Regions from separate parts of the Mus musculus genome. Here regions 1 and 3 are each linked to region 2. The links are chromatin loops, found by intact Hi-C in ENCODE. Cell type or tissue: left cerebral cortex. All regions are shown on one strand.

Evidence for each region. Peaks named below come from ENCODE experiments on the same cell type or tissue, not always from the same donor. Only the 100,000 strongest peaks of a DNase experiment are listed, where the experiment ranks them.
Region 1: a loop joins it to region 2, with 2.0 times the contacts of the local background. A loop is called at or near these places in 2 of 42 quality-filtered maps.
Region 3: a loop joins it to region 2, with 8 times the contacts of the local background. A loop is called at or near these places in 4 of 42 quality-filtered maps.

The regions. Positions count from the first base shown.
Region 1 is chr1:24,173,634-24,181,633 of GRCm38, reverse strand. It overlaps Col9a1 (collagen, type IX, alpha 1), which reads right to left and starts at 4,024. Exons shown (of 38, transcript NM_007740.3): 1 at 3,766-4,024; 2 at 3,302-3,375; 3 at 2,273-2,350; 4 at 2,027-2,159. The coding sequence starts at 3,779. In left cerebral cortex, no CTCF peak of the experiment used is centred here; DNase peaks (open chromatin) are centred at 2,176 and 3,520.
Region 2 is chr1:24,226,264-24,234,263 of GRCm38, reverse strand. It overlaps Col9a1 (collagen, type IX, alpha 1), which reads right to left. Exons shown (of 38, transcript NM_007740.3): 29 at 4,015-4,068; 30 at 3,310-3,381; 31 at 2,778-2,813; 32 at 2,035-2,079; 33 at 661-693. Among named protein-coding and RNA genes, the nearest start is that of Col9a1, 53 kb to the right of the region's middle. In left cerebral cortex, a CTCF peak has its summit at 3,746; DNase peaks (open chromatin) are centred at 6,355, 6,773, 7,384, 7,879 and 3 more places; H3K27ac peaks cover 2,962 bases.
Region 3 is chr1:24,117,882-24,125,881 of GRCm38, reverse strand. No RefSeq gene overlaps it. Among named protein-coding and RNA genes, the nearest start is that of Fam135a, 22 kb to the right of the region's middle. In left cerebral cortex, no CTCF peak of the experiment used is centred here; DNase peaks (open chromatin) are centred at 3,070 and 5,390; H3K27ac peaks cover 694 bases.

The DNA.
Region 1 (8,000 bases), 53 kb after region 2:
CAATATTAGCCATAAAATACAGGCTACCCATGCTACACTCCACAGACCCAAAGAAGCTAAGCAAGAAGGAAGGCACAGTAAGGATGCTTGAATTTCACTTAGAAAGAGGAATAAGGGCTGGAGAGATGGCTCATCGGTTAAGAGCACCGACTGCTCTTCCAGAGATCCTGAGTTCAATTGCCAGCAACCACATGGTGACTCACAACCATCTGTAATGGGATCTGATGCCCTCTTCTGGTGTGTCTGAAGAGAGCAATGGTGTACTCATATACATAAAATAAATAAATAGTATTTTTTTTTAAAAAGAGGAATAAAATAGTCATAGGAGGCAGATGGAGGGAAGGAATTAGTGCCAGTCATGAGAAACTGCCTTTGAGACATTGGCTGGGGCGGGGGGGGGGGGGGGCAGTCAAGAGACTTTCTAGGCAATATAGCTATTGTCAATGTTCTCAGTTTCATTCACGAATTTGAAGACAGTCTCTATGGCTGAAGACACCACCCACTGTAGACATGGAACTTGGAGGCCTTAAGCTGTGTCTGACCTAGAAGCCTACTCCCTGAGGAAAGCTCTTGCAGTATTCCAACGCGCTATGCAAGCTGCTTTCGAGTCAATAGTCTGCATAGCTGTGATGCCTATGGACCACAATGGCCAGCATGGCGAAATACTTCATAAGGGAAATAATGGCACTATATATTGGTGGCAACCAATTACCATTTAATTGGATTTAATGCCTGCTTAATAGGGGGGAATTTATGCCTGGTCTGTAACCCTAGCCAGGCATCCATGGCTGGTGAGGTCATGGAACCTGGAGGAGAACTTAATATTGACACTTCCCCAAACCAGAACACTTTCTAACTGTGTTCAAAATACACATCCTTCTCCCCACAGATGACTACAGCTCTCATTCCTCAGCAAAGAGACCATAACAGAAAATCACAACTAGTCACAATGCAAAAAAACTGGCTGTGGAGTACGGAAAAAAAAATGGATGTCTACAGTGCAACCCTACATGGAAGGTTCACCAGGACTCACGGGAGAAAGGCTGGGAACATTCTACAAGCCAGAGGGCCAGGATAACTACAAAGAGATGTGACTTCTAAATGACAAGAAAGCTGCACCCACAACATCTCAGCAATATGGTTGACTAAACAAGACCAATGACAGCACCAGTTGACATGCCAGTGTGAGTAAGAGAAATCTCACAAGGCCTCGCGCTAGATGAAGAGCTAAAGACATTTAATTAGGGAGAGAGGGAGAACAAACGTTTCTCAAGGATGAGTTTGCTAACTGGCTACCAAGTAGCAAGCGCGCGCGCGCGTGTGTGTGTGTGTGTGTGTGTGTGTGTGTGTGTACATAACAATTAAAGAATAAGAGGATATGAATTTGAGAGGGAGCAGGGAAGGAACAGGATGAGTTGGTAGAAGAAGCAAAGGAAAATGGTGTAAAAAAAAAAAGCAATTCTCTTTAAAATAAAAATTTTAAATTAAATAGAAAGAATTCATTAAGGAGAAGGCTTGTTTTGTTTGGCGCCATCCAGGAGCTAAGACCGCATGTGTGGTTCTCTTTCAGCACCAGGATACTTGAACAGCTCCACTGAGCCTTCAAACCACACTGCAGCTTTGAGTTAAATTTATGTTTCACTTCTGGTGGTGCTCACAGAGAGTCCTTTCAGTAAAAAACCAGACAAATTACAGGAACACAGAAGGCACAATTCTAAGAACATGTCCTGAATTAATGTATGATAGTCTCAGAGGTGTTTTTATTCCTGAAATGGAACATGATTGATAGGTGAACACATTCTTTTTGGTTTTCTTTTTTATTTTATTTTAGCAATTCTGGTGATTTAACTCATTTGTTAATGCATTGGATATAAGTGACCTACCACTGAGCTGTCCTCCAAGGCCTTTATCTTAAAATAAATTAATCCAAGAAATACAGTTTAAAAAAAAAACTTTAACATTGAATAGCTGTAAACATTGATAAACGCACTTAAGGAAGGTAATTAGAGTCTTTCTGAAAGGTTACCTTGTTGGAATCCTGAAGTCTACATTACTTCCCAGCTTGTAAGCCACTTGTAAGGCTGTGGATCCCACCACCCTCTGGATAGTCCTTCGAGATGCAGCCTTCTCAATTTGGAACTGAGAAATCAGGTCAAACCCTACAGAAAGGGAAAGAGAAAGGAAAAGTTGGAAATGAGCCTGGTTCTTTCCTTTTTCAGAATAAACTCTATCTGGAAAGCTTGCGTTTCCAGTATGATGCAGTGCTACTTGCCTGGTAAGTCATCTTGGCCAATCCTGATCTTGGGACACAGTTCACTTCCACCATTAGAAATGGAATTGGCAGGAAATCCTGCAAAAGCAATACTGTCTCATCCAATGCATCCACTACAAGAGGACGATCATTAATATAATATTAGATAACATTAAAATAGTATTAATAACCAAGCAACTGCTTAAAACACAAAGTTATACAAGCTTACTTATAAGCCATTTATTTATTTATCTTGAACTCTACGCCTGAATGGTCAGAACCCATTCATCTTCAGCTTCTCCAGGAAGGGATGCAAGGCATGGAACTAGAGAGCTGATTTATGATGGAGGAATGTTCCTGCCTAGAGCAGTTGGGGATTTGTTCCATTTAGAACCAGAGCTGCACAGTGTCCTGGATGGCATGGGGTCAGAAGCCTGTTTGGAAAACTTCTGGTGGTTTGGGCTAGAAATATTCCTTAAATACCACCATCTCTAAATCTACAATGGCATTACGGAATCAGCCTTGGGCCAGTGCGATGGGGCTCCCAGACAAGTGCAGTTCTTGGGGAATTGTCACCATCAGAGAAGAGATTGTATAACTGCCAGACCCTCTCCTGCCTTGATCTGACTCTTAGACATATCACACACACACACACACACACACACACACACACACACAGCTTCAGTACATAGATGAGTTTTGCCCTACCCATTAAAGTACATCAAATATTTTCTTTTTATCCTCCTGACCCCAGTCCTTTGGGGAAATCCATTTATCCACCCATCCATACATCCATTGTAGTCCCACAATATTTATCATTCACCATCTGAAAGAAACACCATGTTCAGCCCTAGAAAAGGCACAGCTATCCTTCCTGCCTACCAGCTTACAGTTGAGACTCCCTTTCTAGGCTCGACATTGAGCATAGAACCAACCATCCAAACATCCCCCCAATGCAAATCCAAGAGGGAAGGCATGAAGGACCGTTGGAAGCACCGTCTTCACTCAGCCACAGCCCTGCCTCATCACCCCATAAACCATGGCTCTTACTTGCACGACGCTTAAGAGTTGCGGATACCCAGGGTCCCAGACAACTGCACACACAGAAGAAAACTGAGATTTTCCTGAAGAAAAGAGAGAGAAATGACCCAAACAGGAACCTCTTCAGATGGAACTAGTTTCATATTTTTAAACCTGCCAAATCTGGCTGACAGAGACAACCAAATCCCAAGGCATACTCCTGCCTTTATTTCCATTTTGAAAGCTCACCTAGGAACTCTGCGAATAAACACATTTCTGGCTTGGTTTCACACTATCTCACCTCCTACACTCCCCTTGACTCTGCTTTCTTTTATCTTTGTTTTTTGCCTCTTCTCTTTGAATTTCAGATGTTTACGCACTACCTATACAATCTCACCTGTCTCTCCCCTTGGTTCTCACTGTCTCTCACCTCCCCTTATGCTACCAATACTGCAAAAATCCTCACCCGGCTCCCTCCAGAGGCATGGGCTTACCAGAAGTTCTTCATTTTCCCAGTGGGTTCTCTGTGGTTTATAAGAGTCACCGTAAAGGGTTTGGAGGGGGGGTCACTACTCCCTAAGACCCCCTCTCTACCCTTCTCGGACTTCGAGTTTTGGCCCCAAGCTTGCTCCTTCTTGCCCCTCTCAGGGCTAAAGGCAAAAAGAGTGAATTGGAGGCATGCAATAACCCTTTAAGCTGAAGCAAAGGAAAGGGGTGGGGAGAGGCAGCCTGTAACCCAGGCCCAGCCAGGGGTGTGCCTGGCTCAAAACTAACAAGGTCACACTGAAGGAGGGACTGAATGGGAAAAGCCTTACTGAGAAGAAAAAAAAGAAGAAAAAACCAGGATGTGGGGGATTTAACCAGAGAAATGCAGCAAGCTACTATAGGAATACAGTGCAGGCTTTTAGAACAGCTATAGGGCACAGTAGAGGCTTTGAAAGTTGTTATAAGGGCACAGTAGAGGCTTTTAGTGGTTCAGGATCCAGCAAAGAGCTGCCTATTCCGTGGCAGAGGTGTGGGGGCTCACCGGAGCCTTGCTGCTTAGTCGACCTAAGTTTAAACCCACTTCTGCTTTAGCAGTTATGTGAACTTGAGCAATATAATTAGCCTCCCAGTAGTTAACTACCTTATCTGTAAAATGGGACCAAAGTTGTTCCTTAACAGCAGTTCCTGGGGGAAATCAAATGAGATTGGCAAAGATAAAAGATCTCATGCCAAACTCATCCGCTGGCAACCTTATCCTGATAACAAGTCATTGTGTGCACCCCTCTCTTGTCCATGCCTACAGCTTAGTAGCATATGAGTCTCACAACCACTCGTGAAGTTAGACTACACATCGTTATTCTCTAGATGAGAGGGTGACTCTCCCAGAGCACCATTGATGCTATTCATTGCAAGTCAGCTCTCTAACTCGCCATGGGAAATTCTGATACGATATGACCTCAAGTCTTTTAATTGTTTGCTCTCAATCTCTGAGATTAATAGTATGCGATTGAATAGACCGGGGAGAACACAACACAATCTTGCCCATAAGAAACCAGAGAGTGAATTACTAGCATCACAGGCCTAGACAGGAGGTGTGCACACGCCACTGTTTCTTGTGCACAGACCTCCTCCTGAACCTGAGCACTCCTCAGGAGCAACAGGACTCCTGGCCCTGTACGGCAAGCAAAGGATGCCTGACTTCCGGTTCCATCTTGGAGGATACAAATGTCGGAGGAACGCAGAATCAGGGGGGCCAATCATCTCTGTAAATCGTGGTGCCTGATAGTTTTGAGGTTTGCTTCCTTGAATTATTTTCACGTTTTTGACTCATTAAAATTTTATTTTGTTTTCTTTTTGGTGTTTGTATTTGTATACTTGTTTTTTGCATGTGTTGAGGGATGGGGTACATACATACGACCCTGAAGAGGCTCAAAATTGGCATTGGGTGTCTTCTTCCATAATTCGCTACTTGATTTAAGGAGGGATGGTCTCTCATTGAACCCGGAGCTCACTGGGGCTCTTCTCCTCGTGCTGACATTCCAGGGAGCTACCAGATACGCTTCTCTGTCGCAGGAGTTCCAGGCTCCAGAGTCTGGTGCTCGGACTTCTGAGGCAAAAGCGTTACCCACTGAGATATCTCCCAAGTCCTTGCCTGTTTGTTATTTCAGTAAAGTCTTTCTTACTTTGGCCTCTCTCAGCTTGCCGGAGAGTTTCTGATTGGACCTTACCCGGGCTCCCTTTCTGTGGTCTTGTGCCTAGCCTACTCATTTAGAGGGGTTGGGAAGTTTCTTCTTACTGGGTGGTGCTGTCCACAGGGCTTGCTCTCTATCAAAATTCCCAATCTCTGAGGCAGCTGCCCTGGCTCAGAACATTGAATGGCCTGAGACCTACTTATTTGTTTAAGCTAGTTGAAGTTTATGTAAAATGAAAAACCTGCCTCTGGGGAGCTTCCTAATGGCCTGAAATTATGGGAAACTAGCCAGCCTTAGATCTGCAGAGAGAAAGGCATTTTCCAAAAGGAATTTCTTTCTAGACAAGCTCTGCGTTTTGTGATCTGTAAGAAAGAAGAAAGGCAATTTTCCTGTACACGTAGGTGTTCCAGAAATCCTTCAAAGGGTTTGAGAGAACTCGCCTTCGTGCTTGCCCCTTCTCAAGCCACTTTGAAGAATTCTTTACAACTAAAATAAGAAAGCAGGTGAACGGGCCGCTGAATAAAAGATAAAAGATGAGAGGAAACTAAGGTCCCAAGTGGCAAGTCTTCTGGCCAGGCTGGCTGTTTACTTTAAATAGTGAACAACAAGCTAACAGTTCTATTAAGACAAAAATGAAAATCCCGAGAAAAATACTTTTGTCTGCTCCATCCATCTTAGCTAGCATTGACTATATTTCCTAATGTAACATGAAATTCTCACAGGAGAAAGACTCAAACTCCACACTATCCTTGTTTAGATCAAGCGGTACCCTTAAGTCAAAGGGCCTTAAGCTTTTCCATCTTTTTGTTTTCTTTTAATTATGTGTCCAAGTGTGGGAAATTTGCACATGACTGCAGTTACCTGCAGAGGCCAGAAGTGGGCATCAGGTCCCCCTGAACTGGCGTTTCAGGCAGCTGAGATCCAACAAACATAGGTGGGGGAACTGAGCTCCGGTCCTCTCTGCAGGAGTGGTAAGTGCTCCTACCCACTGAGCCATCTCTCCAGACTTAGTTTTGTTTTGTTTTCGTTTTTTGGTTTTGTCGCTAACACTGTTCCACACACACACATACTATTTGTCCCTGAAAAACCAATCGAAAGAAAAAATTGTCATTCCAGACAGATCATAAATTCATTAAGAAAACATGACATTTCAAGCAATCAATTTTATACATAATAATTAGTTTTGCACACTCCTTAACTCTCCACCATGTACACAAAGATCCTATAGTGTGTATATGCACAAATATGTCCTCGTCCATAAATCAAAATGATTTATTCCTTATAACTTAAATTAGGGACCATGGTCACAGTCATCCTTCTTGAACATCTGTTTTCTTTCATTTGTTTGTTCAAGCATTCGATACATATTTATCGAATAACTGTATCACCAAATAAATACTAGTAGCTGAGGAGACAAAAAGCACAAATAACCACACGCCTGCCCTGAGGAAAATCACATTGTAGCAGGGAAAGAAAAATGACTTACATTACTGAGAATAAAAATGACTGTCAACAAGGATGAACTCACTCCAAGGGCACGGGGAAATCTTTCATCCAGGAGATGAAATCTGAAAAGATGACTAGAAGCCTACAAGAGACTGGGGAAGAACAGTGCATCTTAGGCTGGGAAAGCACACTATGTAATGGGAGGAAGAAAACACACATGGGGAATGACCAGCTGAGCTTAGAGACCGTTTGGTAATTAGTCAGTCATAACCCTCCTACTTTGAACCCTAAACTCAACTCTACAGTTACAGCACAGACCAGCTCTCTGGCCCTCACAGTTCTCACATGGATGGGGAGACAGACACCAAACATTTTCAGTCGGAACTTTAATTAAAACTATTGGGGAAATGTTTTGCCAGAAAGAGATGTGGAGACTGGCCTAAATGGAGGGGGGCCAGGGAAGGCTGCTCTGAGGGGATCGATGGTAGGAAAGACTGGATGAAGATGAAGAGGTAAGATTGATAAAGTAGGTTGGAAGGGGTTGAGGGATGGAGAGGTGGAAGGGTAGAGGGGTGGAGGGATGGAGGGCACAGAGAAAATATATTCCTGGATATTCCTGGTTTTGAGCTTGAACAACTAAATATATGGGAAATTTTTTCGAAATATCCAATAGGAAGAACTTGGTGAGGGATTATGAATAGTACTAAGGAGTTTAGACTTTGTTCTGGTTGTCGTGGAAACTACCATAAGCCCTTGGGTACCCAGTGACACTGTCAGGCATGTCTTTGGAAGAGATTCCGGTGTTGCTTAAAGGATGGGAGAGACCCATTTCAACAGCTTATACACAAACTAAAGCAAAGGTTTCAGAAAATAACACGTACGCCTGTAAATGTGCTATATTCTATTTTTCGATTCATTTTCTATTCCCTTTTCTAATAAAGATGACCAGATCAAAATATTGTTGTGAGAATCAGTAATGACTTGCAAGTCATGGTTAGAAAAAAAAATACTGGACTGGAACACAGTGGACACAATGCCTCTTACTTCCTGACACAGGACTTGGGACATTACACCAAGCTCACCAAATAGTGGGGCAAGTTCCTTTG
Region 2 (8,000 bases):
GCCTTTGAGATTACCATCTAAGCTTCACCTTTTCTGTCTAAATTTCAAGTTCCTAATTGTGTTGATGTGCACATAAGCAAGATGCCTCAGGATTCCTATGGGTTAGATCTATGATTCTGAGTTCATCTACTCTAAAGACATAGGTTTGGTCTCTGTAAAGTAACAAAATCGAGGAAGTTCTTCATTTCACAGTTCTGGGGAGTCTGTCATGTTTTCTTATGTGGTCTGCTTCTCTCTCAGTTCCCTCAACTAGAACACACAAGAGATCAAGAAAGTCATTGAAACATTTTACAGTAGCATACCAGCCATGGAGATTCAGTCATTTTCCTAGCCGTAGTGTGTGTCAACTCTTTGAGATGGCCCATTTGGGCGGGAAATCAGAGCATTATAATGTAGCATTCATTGAGCCATTTATAATACCGAAACAAAAAACTTTCTTTAAAGTGATTAGTTCAAAAGCTAGATCCATTTACACAGCTGGGGATGCCTTCCTGCTGGGCGGATCTATTATTTACACGTGTATTATTTAGACGTGTATTTCCTTGAAGTCCTTCAAGGATCTAATTTTATACAATCATTTCCTGAAACAGAACATTGCATTTCTTACAGTTTTATTGATGTTTTTAATTTTTTTGTAATATTACTGTTCATCATACTTACAGATCCCTTTGGGCCAGGTTGTCCCATATCTCCCTAAATCAGTAAGACAAAATTGTATTAGCACAATACATTCATTTTACATAGTTTCCTAAAACATCTTTCAAGTGATATTGCACTGTAAAATACAGAAAACCATGTGCAGATGGAGCGCAGAACTGCAGAAAATGTGTTTGACTCAAAATGTGGGCTGTTGTTCCAGTTCAGCTTCTCAACTCTGTGTCCCTGTGTGAGCGAGGCCCCCTCCCTGACCCTGGCTAACTGATCCATTAACTAATAGGCTGTAATCAAGGCGCTGTGGGATTCACCCATATCTACAACTCAAAGCACCAGGAATGAAACTGTGTACATAATAAGATAAATAATAAAACAAAATAAAATAGCTTTTTCTTACTGAACACAATAGATATTTAGGACTACATATTGAAGTTTCACTTTTGTATTTTTTACTTTTTTAACTCATTACCTAAAATCTACCAAATAAAATATGCATGCTTTTAGGCTTTAAACAAACAAACACACAGACACACCAGGAGATCTTCCCATCATTAATTTTAGATGAGTTCACTTCACATGTTAGTATATGAGTTAGCATATTTCCACTACAAGACAGAACTGATTTAAATTTTAAAACACTCCCTTAGCTCATAAAATGAGCAGCCACTACAGAAACTAAAATGCAATAAGCTCAGAAATTTGGGGGAGAAAAAGTATCTGGAGACTTTGCCCAGTTCAGACATTTCATTTATATTTATTCTAAACCCTGTAATTCTGAATAAATATTAGCAGATTGTTTCTCTGCTTTTAAAGCATTCTAAGGTTAGTTCCTAGGAAAGACATTACTGGATGAAATAGGATGCAAACATACATTTCTGTACTAGGTCTGGTCATTCTAGCCAAAGCCACTATGATGAGTCTGTAGACTGACAGCAAGCTCTGTGCTTCCCCCTTTCCTGGAGACTCAGCGGTCCCATCCTCTGGATATAGAGGCCATTCCTTCATACATTTTCAGGGCAAAGAGAATGCCTTCAGCCATATTTATGAGCCCACAGTTCCCTGAATCTAAAAACTCTTCAATATTGTTTCCCTGCTCAAGCCAATTCCTATGTATTCTGTAGTGCTACATCAAGAGCTTAAATGTCTCACTGTAAGACCACAGGAGAATTAATCATCTCGAAGAGAATTCTACAGATATCTAAAGCTAGGTCTACCTATCTGCTCTCCTAGGCCTTGCCTTCAGAATTGGGAATCACTAGATATAAACAGAGGAAAACCCACTTAGCTTTTAAGATAAAGAACAGTGTCAGAAAGAAGTATCATATTTTTTTTCAACAATTGTAAACTTTTATATTAACCAATTTTTTAAAAATGTCTTACAAGGTCACCCCTTGCTCCTGCTTCACCTTCTTCACCAGAGGCACCCTAAAATTTTAAGATAAAATGTCACATGTTTTTCAGCTCTCCATTCACAGTTCAACTTTAACCTGTCAACATTGATAAGCATTTATGAGCAGCCAAATGCCCCAAGGGTCATTCAGGAGCTCTCAATTCCATAACAACAGGCTAATCCTATGAGAAAAGAGTAGACCAGGGAAGCCAGAGAGACCGGGCAGGCTTCAGCTAATTGAGTTTGAATCATTTAGTTAGATTAACAATTCTATCTAGCAGTTTTAAAATTCAATAACCCCGGAAAGTGTCATTCTACAGTAGAAAGAGGAATCCAGACACAGGCCAACTCCATTTACACATTTTATTGGCTGAGGTCTCCATCAAAAAGCATCTTGATTAGATGCTCTTCTGTGGCTTCAAAAGTCTGTGTCATCTGAATAAAATTCAGCAAGCTAAGAGACAGGGCTACCCACTTCAAAGGAAGAACACTGTACAGTCCAGGAAACAGCCATTAGTGCCAGCATCCAAAAACAGTCTGGCTGCACACCAAACTTCACTATGGTTTTCCCTCACTATAAAGCACACTGAGAACAGTTGTGTGCCTTCACTGTTACACCACACCCACAAGCCAGCCAGCCCCTCCTTGTACTTAAAGTGGTGAATACCCAACACCGCAAACCACATGCAATTCTTACCTGTTCACCCTTCCACTAACAACACTCAACACTTACCTGTTCACCCTTGGGACCCGGTTCACCAAATACACCCTAGAGTAAATAAAATTTGACATTTTTCAGCATCATTTCAGATGAGCCGATATCCTTGAATGAGCTGATGGATAAGGTGATGGAAGAGAGCTCCCTGATTCTCACCACTTAATTGAGGACCAGAGGGTCTCGTCACAATTGTTTCCCAAATCTCTGGTAACATGAGAGCATTCTCTGGTCATATTCATATGAATGAACTTTTACTGGTAGGAATAGAAATTTAGAACTAAATAAAAACTATAACTGCAACTGATTTTTTTTTTCTCCTCACCCTTTATTTTTCTTCCTTCTGGAAAGTTAGTTTTGTTTTGTCTTGAATGTCAATTCTCAGTAATTTAACACTATATTTCTTTCACTCTACTTCTTCATGATAATCAGTAAAGAGAGTCTTCACTGGGTAAAGCAACCTTGATTTCCCAACAAAGAAGGAGTAAACATTCCAGATTTAAAAGAGGGGGAACACACACAAAACCACGTAGACCTCTGGATAGCTTACCCTGTCTCCTTTCATTCCAGGAAGTCCAGGGGGCCCAGGCAAGCCAGGAAGGCCAGGGCTGCCAACAGATCCCTGGAAAACAAACAGAAAATCTTCAGAGTCACTGTGTCCTCGATGCTCAAAGTTGACAAGACAGACGGGCAAGGGCGGGGTGGGGATTGGGGGGAGGGGGCCGGGGTATCAACTCATGTGTAAAGTTAGTGTGTGGTTGGTTTAGTGCTGCCTCACTCCTGCGTTCCAGGAGAAGAGGGGTGGGTGGCCTCCCACCTTCCACCCCATCTCTGAATTCCCTCTGCACAGCTCAGCAACAGTGGGCTCTTTCAGCTAATGCCTGGCAGAACGCAGCCCGCTGTTGCTTCTCCTGCTGTGTAAACAGAAGCTACACAAGAAGCAAAGGCCACCATTCATCTACAGTTCCCTTCCATTCCACTAAGAGGCAGATGCCAGCCGTGGCACTTCATGCCTCTCTGGGTTTTCAAATGCATTCTACAAGCCACGCTGATTAAAATACTCATGCAACTATCATAGATACAATTGGAAATTCCATATCAACAGCTTCACACACTCACATAACAACTAAAATAAAAACCATATATACAGTTAATTAGATGATCTTTTGCAATTTTTCTCTGCTTTCCTTTAAAAAAACACCAAAACATATCTGCTTTGCAGGAAGCAAGCATGTAGAGTGGACACTTCACTTACCAGTTTCCCTGGTATGCCTGGAGACCCTTCTGGTCCTACCGGGCCTCTACTGCCCTGTGAAAACATATATGTTGTCATCAGCTAGATATTCAGCCCAGAGTTAAATGCTTCATTATTATATGAAAAGAAATAACATTTCGTCCAGGCTTTTGGTAAAATATAGGTGTTGCCAAAATCTCCCATCACTCCAACTGAAGGCTCAAACCATCCTGTCAAGAGTCTAACCAGTCACCTTCTGTGCACTGCTCATGGAGCCTGCTTGTGCTGTTCATGGGATGCCAGGCCAGAACACCAGAAATGTTCACTGCCTGTACACACAATGATGTTAGTAATTTTCAGCATGTAAGTCACATCCTGTTTTATATTATGACTATTCATATATACACTTTTATGCTCTCACTTAGGCATGTTCTTAGGGTATTCCATACCCACTCACTGGGCATGCTGCAGTGTCTGTGTAAGCTCTTGGGTCTACAGACGCCTTAAAGGAGCAGCTGGCAAATGATTGTGTCCCTCCAAAAAGCATAAAAGGGAAACACAGGGCAGAGATGCTTGCCTTTAAATGATTGCTGCAACCTCCAGAAGACACAGATGGTAGACATTTATAAACTTTCTGAGATAAAATTTCTTGTTGCACTCATTCTAGATCTAAATATGTCTCCAAGGATTGTAGACTTTGTTAAGTGTGACTCACCAATCTCGTGGGCCCATCTCAAATTTTATTATTTGAAATCTAAGTTTTCACATTTCTATTCTACTTGAAACCCTAAGCTTTAAAGAAAAGACATTTTTAAGAAAAGGGGGTATGAGACTTTTACTTCTTTCCTTGAGAACCCAACCTAGTTTTATACAATTTGACTAAAGCCCGTTATATACCTAATGTTGTTTGCAGCTCAGTAGAATGCAGCGGAACACAAGTAGATAGACAGTCGCATTTCCTTCAAGGTTTATCATAAGACTGCAAGGACTAATTTGAGTTAGTTTTCCTTTAAACTTTTATAACAGTTCCACTTTAATAATTCATGATTCTAAAGGCTTTTGATAAGGTTGTATTATTCTGGCCTATATCTGTAGGTTGGACAAGGTATCAAGATCCATAAACCTTCAATTTCCCTAAAGGTTACCACATTACAACAGTCTCTGGCTGTGGGCTATAATTTCATTATGGCCCTTTCAAATGACTTATGAGTGACTGAAACTCAATGCTCGTAAGTACTTTTCAATAATTTTTATATTAACAACCTGTCAGGTTAAGCATTTGGAATAATACATTGGTCCTTAATTCCATGAGTGACTCGGAAGCCCGGAGGTAGTACCCCATGAGGATGTAAATCCACATGGAAATGGCCACTGCAACAGTTCCTTTTTCTATCCATTAATAAAGATTGTCTTCTGCCCTCTCTCCAGATACCCACCACAGGAGAGGCTCATGGCCCACCCTTCCCATAGGAATGATTGACTAAGGAAGAATTCTAGAGAAAGGAGAGTCATCATCTTCCATAGTCTAGGCAGCGGTAAGTCCCCCCCATACTCCAGGGGACTGCATCACACCTACGCTCAAGCACATGGCTCCGGTTATACTCATCATGTCACTCAACAAAGACAGAATCAGAAAACAGAAAAGGGGGCAGGTCTTTATGGAGTAGTGGAGTCGAGGATTAGACAGGTATGGAGTATGTGTGGTTACAGTACATTAGACACATGTATGGCATCGCCTACGAATAAGTTTACTTTGTAAAAATTGCAACAAAGGGGAACTTAAGTTTCTGCTCCAATTAATTTGGAGTAGATCTTCCAAGATGGCTTCTCATCTCTGTGTGTGTGTGTGTGTGTGTGTGTGTGTGTGTGACTGGCATTCTCAAATAGTTCCCAGCTGCACTGTGAAGCAGAGTCTCAAAGACATTGGTCTAACAAGACTTTAATCTTAAAAACTGATATCACTGATGAGGAAAAAGAAATATCAGAATGAAGCTTAATTCCTAACTCCTGCATTCATTTAGTCTCAAGCATTCCCTTCTATATAAAAGAATCATTCTACTGTATCAAAGTTAAGAATGGTTAGTATAACGAGATGAAGAAATTCAAATATTAGGACTCTAGAGCCTTTAGTTTATGCTTGAGAGGACTAACTATCTCAAGAGTCAAACACAAGGATTTTCTCTGCCGGCATCTTATTTTCTCATCATTCGTAGCTCCTTAGTGTTTGTTCCACAAGTCCTTCACATCCCTGGCAAGGCTGCAGCTGAGTGCCCACAGATGGCTCAGAGTACCGCTGTAAATACCTGCACTGGTAGATGGATGTACCCAGAGGGAGTCAGTATCCATGTAGGACCAGGGAAGGACCTGTGACATGTAGATGTGTCTACTACTGCACAAACAGGTAGGTTCTTTGTTCTTCTGCATTTCCATGTTACAAGCTCCAGGCTATTTAGAATGTATCTATTTCTAGAGAATCTTCACTGAGGAAGTCCACCATGTTCATTTTCATAACAGAATTCAATGGAGGTACAACCAAAATGCTAAGGGCAACACACACACACACACACACACACACACACACACACACACACACACTCACGCACACACTCATGTAAATTCTGGATTTTTATGTCAGAAGAAAAAGATGAGAAACCAAGATATAAATAGCCAACCTAAAAGTGGAGCCTAACCACATTCTAAGAACAACTAGGCAAGCCGCCATCAACTGAGCCTGTGCTAAGTAGATGACCGAGCCTTGTACTCCAGCATCTTGTGGTCACCACTCTCAGTGTGGCCAATGGAGGCAGGGACAGAAATGCTCCTCCCCATGGCTAATATTTACACACCCCATAAGAGTTCCCATTTATAAGAAGAGAATTAAAAGGAACCTGGATAAAGATGGAATTCTGCCAGCTGATGTGTGAGAATGTACTAAAAGGCTCTTTGTTTCTCTCAGCATCTCTGAGAACTTCAAACCCATCAGCCGACACATCCCTAAAAGGCATCCAAGGCTTTAGAGAAGATGCAGAGCCTCTGTCCCAGCTGTGGCTACAGATAACCCCATGGAGTCCTTTAGGTCTGCATTGTGTGGTTGTCTCCTAGCACTTTGCTCCATATTCCAATATTCCCTGTTTCTCCTCAGCCCTCTTCACCTTTGATTCTGAGTCTCTTGTGCCAGGAGAATTTGGCAAACAAGTACCAACTTCAAGCCATGCCGTGGCAGTATTGGCATGAGAGCACAGAGAGAAACAGACACCAAATAATTCAAGTCGATGCCACTTCCCTTACAAAGGAACATTTATAAAGATCACACAAAAAAAGCATTACATTTAGTTAGACTAAATGTTACCAGCATTGCTTTCCAAAAGAATTGACTCTATACCATTTCTTTAACTTGTCGTGGCTCTCATATTTCACACATTTCCCAAATTACCTAGCTAACTAGCTGAAGCATAAAGAATATCTTTGGTGCATGTTAGCTGCATTTCATAAGTGAGAAATTATACATCATTACGTTCAGCCTGTTCTGTATACTAAGTGTTTCTCTCTGGCAGTAACAAAAAGGAAGGATGCTGGTTTAATTCAAAAGATCAATTCTTATTTCTCTAAACAATTTTTTATCCATTTATTTTCCTAATAAATTGAAGTCTACCTCATTTTTTTAAAGGATTCAATTTTGTGATATGATAGACTCATATTATCTTGTGCAGATTTAAACATTTCTTTATATGTAGGCAGAGAAAGCTCTATCTGAATGCTTACCATCACTCCTATCTGCTTCACACACCACTGCTGAGGGCTGGGCAGGATGGGGAGTGGCTTAGAATATTCAACAACACACCATATGGTCCCCATATGGAGACCTCTGTGCTTGAGGCTGTTGTGCTGGGGTGGAGTGAAGGTCTCCATGAAAAGCATATGATGTTCAGAAGGAGGAAAACTTGCAGGGTGCTATTTCCGGTCAGAAGCAAGAGAGTAGAGCAAATGTAACTCCACTCATCCAAAAG
Region 3 (8,000 bases), 110 kb after region 2:
AAAAGCAAGCCATAGAGTTTTCCATTCAGCTCAGCAATGGCCTGGCCCTCAGCCTTAGCAACACTGGTGGGTACATGGATAATTTTTCTCGTAACATATTAGCCCTTGTGCTACATTTTCCAACAGGGGCCATCCACAGTCTTCTGGGTGAGAGTGGTACAGTGGATTGTAGTCATGAATCCCTCTACAATGCCTAGTTTGTCACCTTGAGTGACTTTGGCTAGAGGAGCTAAGTGGTTAGTGGTACTGAAGACATTACAGATAATCTGGAAGAAGTTATTGAATTTCTTCCATACTTCCAAAACATGGAAACATTAGGAAAAGGAGCAAAGATGACTCTTGTAGCTTCAAGTGATCCCTAGCTCTCCCCATTGTAAGTAAGACACCACTGGACCTCACAATGTAAACAGTACCAGCAGCACCCTACTGGATATTGATGGGATCTTGCTCCTGGAAGATAGTGTTGAGCTTTCCTTTGATGACAGACTTCCCATCGTCAGCCTTCACTGTGCCATTGAAATGTCCGTGAGTTAACTCACACTGGTCTACATGTAACCCATGCAGCTGCAATCAACGAAAGTATCATTGAGAGTGGCACGTCAACTTTGCTAGAGCTGAAAGAACCCTTGGTGATCAGGTGCCCAGCAAGGTCAAATCTGGCCTTTGTCATCATGTCTTAGACAGAGCCAGCACTACGTGAGAGAACGTGGTTATCTGTCAAACAGGACAGAGAAACAGAGGCAAAATTTGAGTCTGCTATGGTGCTAAAATTAAAACGTCATTCATTCTGAAAAAAAAAACCACAAGAATTATTAGAAAAAATACTTCAGATTACTGATGAGGAAAGACATAAAGGGAAATTTCCCAAGGAATCCTTATTTCTTCTGTCTTTGAAGGGAAACCATGGATAAATAATTAAAGACGTCAGTCTAAAGAGCAAGCACTCTTTCTCAGGGTACTTTTGTGTACATTCCTGAGTGACTGCTAACAGAGTGGGTGGACTTCTGATTGATTTTCCATTAATAACTACAGATGTGCACACATCCATTCTTTTAGGCTGTGCCTCATGGGTCCAATAACATCCATTTGCACAATGGCTAGAGACAGTTGGAAGTGGTGCCGCAGGCCCCCAGGCAAGTGGAGCTAATTGAACTACACGTGAACTGAATGCATGACCTTGGCCTCTGCTAAACTACAGCAACAGAGTTTCAGAATCAACCAATATTTCCTCAAATAAAAGTAATGGTGATGAATAGCAATAAGTTGAGAATTAAATGTATATTATTGGAAACTTAGAAAATAGTAGAATAGACAATAAATGCCTATTCTTGAATCATATTTAAAGTAATAGCATTATTGTTTTAAAATTTCCAAAGATTATTGGTGAAATATTTTTGAAAGTTCTTTTAACTACAAGCTTTTCCCTAGGGATATATTTTAAACCATTTGGACGTTAATCTATAGCAAAAAACATTACGTAAAATCTTGCAAGTTAAAAATTAATTACTATGAAAACTATAATAACCTAATGGTGATAAAGGATTAAGTTGTGAAAGGAAATAAGTCTGTAAGTGATAAGGAGGTTAATCACTAGTTCATGTATGTGCTGATTATGAAAAAATAAGAGCAAGCAACAGTGCTCACCGTGAACTCCCAGCAATGCTCGGCTACATGAACAACAGCTGTCTTTGAGTAGGTCTCAAATGGAAGTGGAAAAGTCAGATTAACCATGAAGAAGGAACACTTTGATGGCTAAATTATTGACAAATCACTATAAGGCAATACCCATCAATCAAAACATCAATCTGTAGGTTTCTTATAGGGTATGTTTAAGTTATGATGATTTAAAACTTCGGTCTTACTGAGGCTTAGAGTTGACCAGATTGACTTCTACAGCGATGGCAAATCTTAGCTTATTAGTTCTTCTGAGAACAGACTGAACAGCCTACCAGAGGAAGAGGAAATTTTGTTTCCAGTCTGTAATCAACCTCAAATTAGGGCTCTTGTCCGCTCCTCAGCCTGCTAAACTCTTGAGAGTTCATTGACCACCTCGTGTGGCAGCTGACAAACACAAGCATACAGGAGCCAATGTGTGCCTTATTAGTTCTTTTTACCTGAATGCTTTAATGTATGTGCAAAAATGGTCAATAAAGTTAATCTCCTCCTAATAAATATATATGTGTCCTGCTGTTACTTTTATTTTTTAATTTTAGTTTTTATTCTTTACATACATTATATTCTGATCACAGTTTTCCCTACTTCTGCTACTCCTTGTACCCCTCATCTCCCTTCTCTCCTAGATATACTCCTCCTATTTCCCTTTAACCACTGAGGCCAACAAATTTAGACTCCTTGTTTAATTAATAATTTGTATATAATTAACTTCCCCAGAAGATCTTACTATCAAAATTTAGTCAGCACATTGAAAGTTTTCACTGTGTATCAATACACTGGGTTAGTTACACCTCCTCCAACAAGGCCACACCTCCTAATCCTTCCCAAACTCTTCCACCAATTGAGAGCCCACTGTTGACACCCATGAGCTTAAGGGAGCCATTCTCATTTAAACCACCACAGAAATACATGACCAAAGTCAGTTAGGGGAGCATAGGGTTCCCATGGTCTTCTTGTGTGCATGGAGGAGAAGCCAATAACTTGAGCAACATTGTGAAATATGTCAAGAGAAGTCAGGTGGAGTTATCTCATTCTCTGCCACAGTGAGATGTTTGTATTACATTGTGAAGCCAGGAAAATATGGATGCATGTTGAAAAATAGCAGAGGGGGCTATTTGGGTAGAAAGAGAAGTAAAAGATCAGGGGGTTGGAGGGTGAATAACAACAAAATATTATGTCACATATGTATGAAGATGCCCTATAGATCAAGCCATTATTTTGTGTAGTAACTTAAAAGAGGAAAAAAAGCAATGTTTTCAAAATGAGAAATACAGCTTCCCTGGGGAGGTATTGAACATTATAAGGAGCTCCATGGTCACCGCCCCCTCAGTAGTCCCAAAAGAATTTGAGAAACATAAAAAGGAATGCAGCAACAAAGTAAAAATAAACCAGGCAGCAGACTGTCTCCAATCTGCTGGGTGTTATACTTAGCATATTTTATAATTAAATGAGCTGAGTGTTAAGGTTGTTTTGAGTGTATAAACAACTACTTGGTTTTTCTAAGAAGACTACATAGCACTCTGCATATTATCTGTCTGCTGTTACCACACTTACAATGCTAGGCCACTTTTTGCTGTTATCCTGTGTTAACAGTTTTTAATGACATGAATACAACTCCACTGGGGCAATATTTTTAATTCTATTTCTGCACATTGAATAATTACAAGCTATGCTGATAACTACTTCCTCAGACCTGTGTCACTGCCAACTCATAGCAATGGTAGCCAATGTATATTTAGGATCTTGAATTAGAATGCCTATACATTTACTTTTATTGATAAAATTATAGGACCCGGAAACAAAGATATCACTTAGCTGTGATAAAAGATGTTTAGGTTCTAAAAATTCCAATTATAGCCCATAATTTTCCCCTCAAAGGGGACTTATCACCTTCCACATGATTTTCAGGCATGGGAGCTGGATGAACACATAAGCCCCCAGGCTCGGTGGGTCCAACGAGGCTTAGGAGTTTACATTTAAAATAAGAACTTAGGATGGTCCTTGAACTTCAGGTTGGAAATTACCAATCTGAATCCTCATGTCACATTACAGAACATAGCCTCAGAGAAAGTAAGACATATCCAGGCCAGATTGTCCAAATGATGACAATCGGGGGTAGAAATGATGCAGTCTCTCCGTTTTCTGCTCACGCTTTCAGCCCCTGATGGTTTAAACTATCCTCCAGGATTCCTACAAGCCAGGAAGTCTTGTCTCTAGTATATCCGGAGACTGTGAGACGGAAGCTCGAAGACAGTATTCTCTGAGCACCAAACACCGGAAAAGCATGACAGTTCCTGGGGGCAGAGGACAGGCTGGTCTGTTTGTCTTTCTGCGTTTGAGTTTCTCTCCTATTTTTTTTTTGGTTTGTTTTTGTTTTGTTTTGTTTTGTTTTGTTTTGTTTTTCGAGACAAGGTTTCTCTGTATAGCCTGAGTTTCTCTCCTGTGCACACACTGATGGAACACTGAAACAGAACACCCAGAGCAGCTCATGGCAGAGTACTATAAAACTCCGTGTTTTCTCATTTGGTCAACACAACTAACACAGCTTTAAAATAATTTATAAAAACAAGCTTATTAATCGAATCTCCAGCTCAGGGCTCAGAAAGGCTACATCTTGAACTTGCTCTTACATGCAAATTTCAGTTATTACATGCAAAAGAGTAGAAGAACCCTATATACTGTAGCATTGTGTCTGACTACTGCCAGTTTAGATGATCAGTGCTTTCCTGGTATCACCACATCATAGATACTCCATAAATACTAATATTTAAATACTATTATGTGGTGAAAGTATTCCATTGAAGAAAGATTAAACACAAAACAACAACAACAACAACAAAGGAACAGGGCTCAAGATAAAAGTTCAGTGGCTATATGTCTGTCCAGCATGTGCAAAACCCTAGAGTCAACCCCCAGTGTGGGATTAATGAGGAAGAGAAGTCAGAGGAGAAGGATCAAGAAGAGCAGCAGAAAGAAGAGGGGCAGGAAGAAACCTGAGGTGGGGGAGGGGAGGAAATAGTGAATGGCTTTGCTTGAGGATGCATAAATAGGAGGCAAAATTAGAAATCAATGAGCAAAACTCCTGGGCTAGTGGTTCCCTCTGGGAGGTAAAGAAGGGGCTGCCATGAAAAGCAGGTTGTGCCCCTGGATCTGGGAGAAGGTTGTTTCCTTTGAAAAGTTTTGCCCACATTTTGAGATTTCAATATACACACTATATTTCACAATAAAGATCTCTATGTGTATGTACTAAGGGCTCTAGAGATGTCCCAGTAGTTAAGGACACATACTGCTCTTCCACAGCATCTGAATGTGTATTGCATAACTGAATACACACATTAGAGAGCTCACAACTGTCTGTGACTCCATCTCCAAGGAATCTGATGCTTCTGGACTCTGTGGGCACAGAAATCGTGTGCAAATCTCCATACACAGATATATACACAAATGCATAACATAAAGAAAATAAGTCTGTAAGATGCCTTTCAAAGATAAATTTAGTACATTAAACTCCAAGGTATGATTATCAGGCATTCCCAATTTAGACATAAGCACGGTCTCTCCACATGGACTAGTAAACTAATAGAATGCAGCTGTACATTGGGTCTGTGTAAATGTTTACGCTTGTCCTAGCCCAGAGGACTCACACCCCGAGGTTGTTGTGAAGTCTAATTGGGAGTCATTTGATCACAAGTTGCCAGGATCCATTCAACGCTAAATATATCATCACCCTAGCTCCAGATGACTGACAGTTCAGCTCTCGTTGGAGTTGAAATCATCAGTCCAAAATAGTTAAAGTTTTCTCGTTCCAGCAATGTTTTCAGATACTGTTTCCATGGTTTCCTAACCACAAACAGAGCAATAATATACTTCCTGAAAGAAAAGAGCCATGATTTTCTGATTTTCTTTTCCACAGGGGTAAAGACTGTCATTTTGTCACTGGGAGAGTCTCTCTCAGTCTCTCATTATTTGTGTTTGATCTGGAGACCAAGTTAAAATGTTAACCAAAGTATTAAAAATGAAAACATCCATTATTGGAATGACTAGTGATCCTTTGACACCAAGAGATATTCTTGTATGATGGGTATGTGTAACACCACCAAAGTTAAAGAACAATCATGAACCTAAAGGTTTTTTATTTATGTTTTTAATGTTTAGCACATTCTTTAAAAAAAAAAATACTCCTTTTAAAAAATGTTTTCTCTGCCCTGGTGTTTTGGCTGCAGGAATATTTGTGTGAAGGTGCCATGTGCCCAGGAGAAGGAGTTACAGATATCTGCCATGTGGGTGCTGGGAATTGAACATCCGTCCTCTGGAAGACCATGAGTGCTTATTCATCACTGAGCCACCTCTCCATCCCTAAAGCTTGTTGGGTTTTGTTGTCTGTTTGTTTGAGTTTTTCAAGACAGGGTTTCTCTGTGTATCCCTGGCCTGTCCTGACTTGCTTTGTAGACCAGGCTAGCATCAAACTCAGAGATCAGCCTGCCTCTGCCTCCTGAGTGCTGGGATTAAAGGAGTGTGCCACCATATTCTTAAAGATTTTCTAATTGGTATCAGAGTTGGAAACAAGTGCTTTATACAACTGAATTCTCTAATATTTCCCTCTTCCTATGACTGATTTCTGACACAAGAATAGGAATTTAACACAATGTGCTGTGTTTAAATTGAATAATTGGATTTACTTTAATGAGAGTGTAATTTATAGATATTTTTATAACAACAATAGCAAGCAGATGGGAGGGTTGGCTTATTTAGCAAAGTATTTGCAAGCCAAAGTTCTGATTCAATCCCTAGAGGCCCTGTAAAATGCTTGTAATTTTAGCACTGGAGAGGCTGAAATCAGGAGACTCCCGTGGGCTCATTGGCCCACTGGTCTACCCTGAGGGGTGAGCTCCAAGCCTTTGAGATCACAGGTCTCAAAACAAGTGGATGACATTCCTGAGAATGATACCCAAGGTTGTACTATGGCTTCAACACATGTGTACATAAATGCACATATACACAAAAATACACATGTGAGGAGCGAGTGTGGCAGCAGTCCTAAGATGGCGCCCAGGACTGCAGCCAAGTCTTATGACTTGCACCTGACTTCCTCATACACCTGAAAATAAGCCACATCCACTGGGTGAATTGCGCAGGTGCACCATGATGCAAGATCGGACCATATGACGAGTGATGATTCTGGCCAATGGACTGCTGTTACGTGGACTGGGCTGATGGGGCGTGGTTGAGAGGATATATAAGGGATTGCAATTGGGAGCGGGTTGGTTGTTGTTTTTTCCTGGAGAGATTGATTTCTGGAGAGAGATTCATGCCTGATATTGAAAGGTTCCTGAATAAACTGCTTTGAGAAGAACATAGTGTTGTCGCTCTTTTCTGCTGATTGGAATAGGAGGCGACATACATACACCACATACCACACACATGCCACATGCATACAGCAGCAGCAGTGTCATAGTCATACACCTACTAATTCGCCTCATAGCTTAAGAACATAACCTCTTTCTCCTTAAGAAGACCACGCTTTTTCTTGCAGGTTTGCCATGTTACAGCACCATTCTCCTTTGTGGAAGACTGAAACTTCATTGTGTATATATTTAATTTTCTTTACCCATTCATCTATTGGGGACACCTGATTGGATACTTCAGCTATTATGAATAGCACCACATAAATATGGACATGCAGGCATCTTTTTATATGCTAACTTTATTTCCTTTGGAGAAATGTTCAAGAGCTATATAATGTAACAAGTCTAAACTGCTTAGTGAAACCACTATCCCAGTCCCAGAAAGGCAAATGCTGCATGTTCTTTTTTGTTCGTAGATCATAGGTATGGATCTTTAGCTGTGCCGGAGTCACTGCAAAAGCCAGGAAAATAAAAAGTATCCAGGCAGGGGCAGTGGCACTCTTAAGAGGGAATAATAGGATAGGAGGCTAGGAAGGGGAGTGGAGGGACATACCTGGAAAGGAGGAGGAGGATGGGGAAAAAACATGAAGAAAGCTCAAAAGTGGATAGAGGATCTTCTGTTTACTTAAAATATGTCATATATATCGAATGAAGTTATGCCGCTTGGGATGATAACAAGCTCCACAAAAGCCATAGATTATCTTAAAACAAAACAAACAACAACAACAACAAAAAACTATCAGGAACCTTCTTCTAAGTTGCTAAGAGAATCAAAGACTCACTCAAAATAATAAATACCATTGCCATTTTCCTTGGGTGCCTCCCAGACTTTGAAGTTATGACCCTATTGCTGAAGACACCAGTCTGCAGACACAGGACTTAGAGGAAGAAAGCTGTATCTGACCTAGAACCTCCTCTCTA